Regions from separate parts of the Homo sapiens genome. Here region 2 is linked to region 1. Evidence: chromatin contacts called from ENCODE Hi-C data. All regions are on one chromosome and are shown on one strand. Each heading gives the region's core, a stretch centred on a gene start or an enhancer-like site at or near the end of the contact. The rest is flanking DNA. Distances are from core to core; before and after follow the strand shown. Region 1 has its middle 240 kb from the start of BCL2. Region 2 overlaps BCL2 (BCL2 apoptosis regulator).

What was found. Hi-C counts contacts between places; a loop is a spot of excess contacts on that map. Pooled maps may share reads with other maps.
Region 2: a pooled map shows a loop between it and region 1 (2.6-fold over the local background). The contact joins two enhancer-like sites. A Hi-C loop is called at or near these places in 2 of 37 single-sample maps with no recorded cell type and 4 of 50 pooled maps.

The regions. Positions count from the first base shown.
Region 1 is chr18:63,078,041-63,082,865 of GRCh38, reverse strand. No RefSeq gene overlaps it. Among named protein-coding and RNA genes, the nearest start is that of BCL2, 240 kb to the left of the region's middle. Within about 2 kb of position 3,470, at least 2 of the 41 ENCODE cell types and tissues checked have a DNase peak (open chromatin) inside an H3K27ac peak, as active enhancers do.
Region 2 is chr18:63,210,363-63,215,111 of GRCh38, reverse strand. All of the region lies in intron 2 of BCL2 (BCL2 apoptosis regulator), which reads left to right. Among named protein-coding and RNA genes, the nearest start is that of BCL2, 110 kb to the left of the region's middle. RefSeq lists enhancers at 567-796, 516-1,016. Within about 2 kb of position 1,716, at least 3 of the 41 ENCODE cell types and tissues checked have a DNase peak (open chromatin) inside an H3K27ac peak, as active enhancers do.

The DNA.
Region 1 (4,825 bases), core at 2,221-4,720:
GGAAACAGAGCAAGGCTTCTGACAAATTGAGACGCATCTGGGTTTGCCTCTACCTAATTGGTCTGTATCATGATCCTGAAAAGGGTCTTGTCATGGAAAGGGCACCCGTGCTGTCCTGGCAGGTGGGGGTGAGGGCAAGGACTGTGCTGTGCTGCTTCCATCCACAGGGCATCATCTCTTCAAAGGGACCAATTGTAACCATCAAAAATGTAGGCTGCTACTTCAGCTTTAAAACACTCACTACATAAATGATGTCTCACGGGGCTCCAGGCTTATAAGTAAAAATGATTTTGTTTATGTGTTAATTTCTCACTAAAAACACAGCTCTCTCAAAGGAGTTTCTATAGCACATATGCCATCAAAGACAAATGCTCATTCAATCTGTCTCTTAAATGTGCAATGACTATCTCTGCATGTAAGAACGTAGAGGGTTTCATCTGTTTTTATTGAAGTGAAATTCACTTAACATAAAATTGTTGGGCACGGTGGCTCACATCTGTAATCCCAGCACTTTGGGAGGCTGAGGCGTGTGGATCACTTGAGGTCAGGAGTTTGAGACCAGCCTGACCAACATGGTAAAATGCTGCCTCTATTAAAAATACAAAATTAGCTGGTTATGGTGGCACATGTTTGTAATCCTAGCTAGTTGGCAGGCTGAGGCAGGAGAATCACTTGAACCAGGGAGGTGGAGGTTGTAGTGAGCTGAGATTGTGCCATTGCACTCCAGCCTGGACAATAAGAACAAAACTCTGTCTCAAAAAACAACAACAACAACAACAACAATAAACATAAAACTAACTATTCTAAAGTGAACAATTCCGTGACATTTTATATGTTCACAATATTGTGCAACCACCGCCTCTGCCTATTTGCAAATCATTTCCATCACCTTAAAAAATAGCCCCGTACCTATCAAGCAGTTGTTCCTCAATCTTTCCTCTCCCCAGCCCCTGGCAACTACTAACCTGCTCTCTGTCTCCATGGATTCACCTCTTCTGGACATATCATATAAATGGAATCCCAGCCAGGCGTGGTGGCTCATGCCTGTAATCCCAGCACTTTGGGAGGCTGAGGTGGGCAGATGACCTGAGGTCAGGAGTTTGAGACCAGCCTGGCCAACATGGTGAAACCCCATCTCCACTAAAAATACAAAAATTAGCCAGGCATGGTGGCACACCCCTGTAATCACAGCTACTCAGGAGGCTGAGGAAGGAGAATCGCTTGAACCTGGGAGGTGGAGGTTGCACTGAGCCGAGATCGTGCCACTGCACACCAGCCTGGGTGACAGAGCAAGACTCTGTCTTAAAATAAATAAATAAATAAATAAATAAATGGAATCCTATAGTATGTGACCTTTGTGCATGGCTTCCTTCACTTAGCATTATGTTTTTGAGGTTTATCCGTATTGTAACATGAATCAGTACTTCATTCCTTTTTATAGCTTAATAATATTCTGTTATATGTCTATGCCACAATTTGTTTATCCATTCATCTATTGATGGACATCTGGGCTGTTTCTGCCTTTTGGCTATTGTGAATAGTGCAGCTATAAACATGTGGGTACATGGATTTGTTTGGTCACCAGTTTTCAATTCTTTTTTTTTTTTTAAGAAATGGGATCTTGCTATGTTGCCCAGGCTGGAGTGCAGGGGCTATTCACAGGAGCAATCATCATTGCCTACTCAGCCTCAAACTCCTGGCTTAAGTGATCCTCCTGCCCCAGTCTTCTGCACAACTGGGACTACAAGCACAGGCTACACGCTCCTGGCTGTTTTCAATTCCTTTGGATATATACCTAGGAGTGGAATTGCTAGAGGGCCATTTGATGATAGAAAGAGCTATAGCTATACTCTGCATGCCTGTTTTTCCCCAACACCATAACACACACATAGGAAGTTAAATAACAATCCCCACAGCTGTGAACCCATTACCAGTTTCATTGAGTAGACATTGAAACTGCTGCCTGGCATTTCAATGTCCTCAGGTCATGGAGGGGATAAGCAAGAAGGGAGGCCCCAGTGATTTCTGGAGAGACTGGCACTATCAAGGGCGCTGGGAGAGCTACACAGTGGGAGCCGGAGCAGTATTCATGGATGCCCAGGGGTACCCCTTAGGATGTCTGTACTGCCTGCTTCATGGTCAAGGTTAACAAAGCACTACACATCAACCCCACATGGGCAGCATCACCAAGGACTCAAACTCCTCAGGACTGAAAACGTAGGTCTCTTTCTCAAGCAAAGAATTTCAACCAACTGAGATGCTGGAAAAAGACAAGGAAAGTTTGGAATAGAATGGACAGTTGGCCAATCAGTCTTATTCCTGCTACCAGCTGCAGCAGAGCAGACTGATATCTTCAGCAGTATTTCTCTGCATGCTGCTTATGTGTAAGAATTTCCTCCCTTTTCTAGTATAAATAGAAGTTACAATTTTTTCAAATGAAAAATCTGACTTCTGAGTGGATCACGTACAGAAACCTTCCTCTTTTCTTCAAACATGGATAAATATATTCATTTATTCACTGATGAACAAATATTTATTATTTGATAAATATGGTTCACTGTGCTGAGGGAATGACAGGGAACAAAACAGGCAAAGTCCTTGCCCTCATAGACACTGCCTTCTGGAAGAGGGAGGGAGACAGAACACAGTAAGTTGATCATATATCAGGTAATGATAAGAGCTAAGCAGAACAATGAAAGAGATTGAGGAGACAGAGCTTTAAGAGAGGGTGGTCAGGCGGGGATGTGCACTCATTTGTCTGAGAAACAGCATGGAACCTGTAAGACTGAGTAGAGTGTGTAACAGGGAGGGTGGTAGGAAATGCGATTAGAGAAGTAGTGATGGCCTGTCTCATGCAGGGCCTGTGGCTGTAGTAAGAATTCCATAAAACTAGTAAAACCTGGATGCCAAAACCAAACAAGGGGAAGATAAGAAAGGAAAATCACAAGCCAATCTCAATCACAGACATTATCAAAGTCTTAACATAATATTAGCAAACGAAATCCAGAGATCTATTTTTAAAAAATCATTTAGGATTTATCCCTAGAATGCAAGGATGGTTCAGGATGAAAAGATAATCAAATGATATTTACCACTTTAAAAGATTAAGAAAGAAGATCATATGATTGTTTCAATAGTTACAGATAAAGCATTTGATAAATTCAACACTAACTCATGATTTAAAAAAAAAAAACAACATAGTAAACTAGGATTAGAAGTGAATAAACTTCCTTAACCTGAGAAAGTATGTACAAAAAACATCCTTACAGAAGAATTGTTGGAAGCATGCCCTATAAAATCAAGAACGGGACAAAGATGTTCACTCTCAGTACTTCCATTCAACATTTTCCTGGAGGCTAGTAAGACAAGAGAAGACATAAAGATTGATGCACTGAATGGATGTGTCTGTGTCTGTATCAGCTTGGCATCATCACCACTTCCTCCTACAGTCTTCTCTGAATTGTGTAAGGTAGAAGCCTGAAACTGCATTTCCCAGCATCCCCTTCTCTGTATTACTCTGTGTTAAAGTTTGCAGTCCCATGAAATCTGATTGGTAGGGGAAGAGTTGAGGCTATCAGTCTCCAAATAAGGATGTAACCAGGTGTTGGGGCAGACCTGATATGCCCAGTGAATACTTGAGAACCACCTGCTTCATTGCTGCATGCTTAGACAGCTGATGGACGCTTCTCAAAGATTCTTAGGATTGCAGCTGTTTCCTGTTAAGAACCACCAATTTGGTGCATTGCAGTAATCTAATTGTACATCCAGTTTGGCATACAATAAGGACAAAAAGAATAGAACAAAATTTTTAAATATTGGTTTTGTTCTTGTGAAACTATTATATGTATTTTGTAGAATGAAACAAATATGTAATTATGCTAATGTCATTAGAAACCAGATTTTCAATGTGAGAGAAAAAGAGATCCAAATACAAACCAAAGAATAAAACCCTGTGATCTTAAATTTAAAATGGAAATTTGAGTATCCTATGATGATTTTTCTCTTTAAAAATTAATTTTTTAGGAAACATAAATGAAAAAATACCTAGAAGTGAAGTCACCTGGAAATAGAATGATCAACCCAGTATCACGGAGTACCCTTAAATATCCATCAGGGAAATGCAAATCAAACCACAACGAAATATCATTTCACAGCCACTAAGATGATTATAGTAAAAAAGACAAATATAGCAAGCATTGGTGAGGATGTTGAAAAATTAGAACCCTCTTACACTGACATGGTACAGTCATTCGGAAACAGTCTTCAGTTCCTCAAAAGCTTAAACATAAAGTTACCAAATGACCTAGCAATTCTACTCCTCATATATACTCACGCCAAATGAATCACATGTCCACAAAAACTTGCACACAAATGTTCATAGCAGCATTATTTATAATAGCCCAAACTGGAAACTACCCAAGTATGCATCAACTGATAACTGAGTAAGTAAAGTTGATTGTGATGATAGGTTGTACAACTGTATTAGTCCGTTTTCACACTGCTGATAAAGACATACCTGAGATGGGGTAACTTATTTAAAAAAAGAGGTTTAATTGACTCAAAATTCAACATAGCTGGGGGGACCTCACAATCATGGCGGAAGGTAAGGAGGAGCAAAGCCATATCTTACATGGTGGCAGGCAAACAGAATGAAAGCCAAGCGAAAAGATGGTTATAAACCATCTGATCTCATGAAACTTATTCACTACCACAAGAACAGTATGGGGAAAACTGCCCCTATGATTCAGTTATCTCCTACTGGGTCCCTCCCACAATACGTGAGAATTATGGGAGCTACAATTCAAGATGAGATATGAGTAGGGAC
Region 2 (4,749 bases), core at 467-2,966, 130 kb before region 1:
ACCATCACAATAATATATATAAAAGAGAATTCATTAAGGGATGATTATCGCTTTCTAGAGTTGGGTTCTGGGGAAGTATTATTTATAGAAATGAGCCTTAGGAGGCCAGGCACACTGGCTCACGTCTGTAATCCCAGCATTTTGGGAGGCAGAGGCAGGTGGGTCACTTGAGGTCAGGAGTTTGAGACCAGCCTGGCCAACATGGTGAAACCCCATTTACTAAAAATACAAAAATTAGCTGGGCATGGTGGCACATGCCTGTAGTCCCAGCTACTTGGGGGGCTGAGGCATGAGAAACACTTGAAACCAGGAGGCGGAGGTTGCAGTGAGCCAAGATCGTGCCACTCCACTCCAGCCTGGGTGACAGAGTGAGCGTATGTCTCAAAAATAGATAAATAAATAAATAAATAAATAAAAAAGAAAAGAAATGAGCCTTAGGGCCCGAAATGTAATTTTATTTTTAGCATGATTTTTTTTTTTATTACCCGACAGTTTTTGATTAGTGTGGCAGCTAGAAATTTCCCTCCTGGTTTAATTTGCTTCTTTATAGTTTTTGTCAAAAGCTCAAATGGTACAACACATCACAGGTGACTTTTCAACATTTGAGTCAACCTTGAAAATACACAGATGGATGGATGTCAGGGTGAGACCTGACTTCAAGTTCCCATGAATGTGGTTTATATTTTAAACACTTTAAAAATAACTGTGTATGTCGTGGTGTCAGGAGTCAGGCAGGTGGAAGGGTTAGGCCTTCCAGGCCATCTTCCGAGCTGCACCGGACGTTTGTCTCACCTCCCCTACAGAGATGGTGGCACAGTCCAATCCCTTTTCCCTCCTCACTGGGTGTCCTCCTCCAATTCATGGATTGTCTGACACTTTCTGCACTCGTCCCTGCTGCTGGTGTCTGCTGGCACTTCCTGTCCTTCTTGCTTCCCATCTTCCTTGTCTGTTCTGCCCCTCTCCCTTCCATTTCTCCCGTATTTCTTAGCTTTATCACAAAAAGGCTTGGGCATCACAGCCATGGCCCACTCTTGAGATTGCATTTCTTGGCCAGCAAGCCCACCTGGCCTCATCATTTTGGCTGCAACTTCAAGGTCATCAGCCCATCTTAGCTCTGTTCATCCCTAAGTTTTCTGTGGATAGGCTTTCTATTTGACAGAGTGCTTCTCCCAGCCCCCTCTTAATTTCTTTATCTGACACTGTTTTTTGGGACCTAGAGGTCCCTGAGGGCCTGGGGCTTCCTTGTGCGTTGAGGTGGGCCCTGTAGATTCTGCCGTCGAGAGAACTCTGACCAGCCCGCTCTGAGAAAGAATGTCAAGTGGTCAGGGTCTCACCAAGCAAAGGGCCTCTATATGATAATGGTCCACAGAGCTGTCAGGAGAACAAATGGGGTAATCTGGAGTGTGATTTCATCATTCTTCAGTGCATTCTCAGTGCCGGGAAAAGTCATGAGTAGGGTTCTCGTTTTAACTCCTAAATTATGAACTTACTCACATTTGTGGATTAGACAATGCCTCAACATCATTTTCATAGTGTGTGTGTGTGTGTGTGTGTGTGTGTGTGTTTATGTGTGTGTGTGTGTGTGGTTTAATGTGTACAACTCATCTGAACCCAGTTGCTCTGTGGTTTATCTTTTACTGAGAACTGCTTTTTTTCTTCCTTTTCTAAGAAAATACTAGTTCTTAAAGTATGAAGTCTTTCTTGTGAGTTCATCAGCAGTGAGGGGTGTGGTGTGAGGACCTACATTGGTGATAATGAGATCCAACAATCACTGAATTCAGGCGATTTTGACACAAATCATATTGACTAAAATAATATTAAGCACGTGATGCTGGTGACATTTGAATATTTGCCAGGAAGAATACCTGCATGGTAACAATTGGCTGCAAATGGAAGAGATTTGCATGTTTTATTGTTTTTACAGTTTTAACATACATTTTTATTGGAGAATCTGAAACCAACCTATGTAGGGGAGGTTATGGGAGCAAAAGTAACACAGAGAACCAGCAGGAATCGGCCTACCTGCCTGCCTCTGTCCTCCTCTGCTCCTAAGAATTTGGGTCACCTCTGGCTTCAGCACTTAGTCCTAATCATGAACAACACATGAGTTAGGGGAAAGGTGTATTCACAAATTTGAAATTTCTTTATGTTTTTCCTCTCTCACATTCCTTTCCTGCAGTCTCTTTCCTACTTTTTCATCCTTTGTGTAAAGGTAGCAACTTTTTTTTTGTTTTTTGAGACAGAGTCTCGCTCCGTTGCCCAGGCTGGAGTGCAGCAGTGTGATCTCGGCTCACTGCAACCTCCGCCTTCTGGGTTCAAGTGATTCTCCTGCCTCAGCCTCCTGAGTAACTGGGACTACAGGCATGTGCCACTGTGACTGGCTAATTTTTTATATTTTTAGTAGAGACAGGATTTCACCATGTTGGCCAGGCTGCTCTCGAACTCCTGACCTCGTGATCCGCCCGCCTGGATCTCCCAAAGTGCTGGGATTACAGTTGTGAGCCACCGCACCCGGCCAAGGTAGCAACTTTTATTTGAGAAAGCTTGGAATCCTGACCTAAGCTCCCTGAGTTCCCACTGTGGCTTGTGGCCACCTATTGTGATACTCACTCTCTACCCTTGGTTTTCTGATCTCTAAAATGAGACTGTCTACTTCACGTGGCTGTTAAATGCATCATAATTTCCTTCCTTACCTCCCTTCTTTAAAGGAAACTTGGAATTTTCAAAGCTACTAAATGGAGTTTTTTTGTGTTTTTTTTGTTGTTGTTGTTTGTTTGTTTGTTTGAGACAGAGTCTCGCTCTGTCGCCCAGGCTGGAGTGCAGTGGCATGCTCTTGGCTCACTGCAACCTCTGCCTCCTGGGTTCAAGCAATTCTGTCTCGCCTCAGCCTCCCGAGTAGCTGGGACTACAGGCGCCCGCCACCACGCCCAGCTAATTTTTGTATTTTTAGTAGAGACGGGGTTTCACCATGTTGGCCAGGATGGTCTCGAACTCCTGACCTTGTGATCCACCTGCCTCAGCCTCCCAAAGTGCTGGGATTACAGGCGTGAGCCACCACACCTGACCTAAATGGAGTATTTTTAGGGCCACATGGTTAGGGGCAACTAAAAATGTCATATGCTACCATTGCATTCATGAACACCATCCTCCCTCAGAGAAGAAAGGAGTCACATGACTGCATTTCTGGCGAAACCTGATTGCATTTTGGTAAAACCTGTGCCAGGACCAGGACAGTCATCAATGACGTGTTCCCTGATTTTCATGACTGAAGAGCTTCAGGCTGGTGCTGCCGCAGGGGACCTTTGCGTGGCATGGCTCCTCTGCACTGGCGTTAGCTGTGGTGAGACACAGCTTGCAGCCACAGTAGGACAATGCCAAGTCCAATGGTATTTGCTGTTCAGGAGCAAAAGAACTACACAGCAACAACACATACTATCGTCGAGTACCTATTTATTTCACTGTATGTGTCTGAAGGACTAAATCGAAGCCAGAGCCCCCCGCCCATGCACCAAAATAAAATGCAGACAGTGTTGAGTTACCAAAATGACAGTGCACCTGCAAAGGGAAGTCAGTGAAGGTTTAAAGGTGAAGACTTAAAAATATATAGATAGCTTAAAACTGCAAATAAAAAAATGTCACATAGAGATTTTCATGAGCTTAGAAAACCAGGAGGAGATTTGAGTCGAGAGAAAACAAGGCCAGCCTCTCTCAAGTGGCAGATTTCTGCAGTCTTTGGAAAGATGGAAATAAATATGGCCAGGCGCGGTGGGTCACACCTGGAATCCCAGCACCTTGGGAGGCTGAGACAGGCAGGTCACTTGAGGTCAGGAGTTTGAGACCAGCCTGGCCAACATAGTGAAATCCCGTCTCTACTGAAAATACAAAAATTAGCTGGGTGTGGTGATGCCCACCTGTAGTCCCAGCTACTCGGGAGAATCGCTGGAACCCAGGAGGTGGTGGTTGCAGTGAGCCAAGATCGCACCACTGCACTCCAGCCTGGGTGACAGAGTGAGACTCTGTCTCAAAAAAAAAAAAAAAAAAAAAAAAAGAAATGAAAAGAAAAAGATGGGAAGAAATAAAAGCTGCAAAAGGACAAATGGACAGATTCAGGGCGGAAAGCAAGGACAGAGCAGGATTTGAGCGTGAGACTTGCTATTTGGGCTTAGGTGAAATGAAATAAAGAAAAGGGCTGGAGAAGTCAGAAGTGGGTCACAGAACAATGAGATGGTGAATGGGGTCCAAAGTGTGGGTCGCCAGGACTGCCAGGAGGAGCCACATCTCCAGGGTAGGGCTAAGCTGCAAGCAACCAGCATTATTTAGCAGAGTCCTGCAGAAGTGAATGGAAAGATCTTTAAAAAACCTATGAATGGCAGTGGAAAAAAAAGAACTGAAAGGAAAGCAGAAGGCTTATGGGCTAGATAAACTCATTCTCAGACATATGACTGAACTGAAACTCAGATAAAATATTATCTTTTCATCCAGCGTCTTTCATTCGTTAGAAGTTCAGTTTCTTTATATTTCATTCATACAAGAGCAATGCAGATTTTTAAATTAATATATGTGCTCATAGACATGTGGATAGAAACTCATTGCTGATTAGAATATTATGAATTAAGGAAATTTTAACAAAATATACTTGGAAAGTATAATATGGGATTGAAATTTGAAGCCAATGATAAGATTATAAAGACTCAGAGCTAATCTTTCATGCACTATTTTGTAAAGAATAAAATATTATTCTTCCTTGGG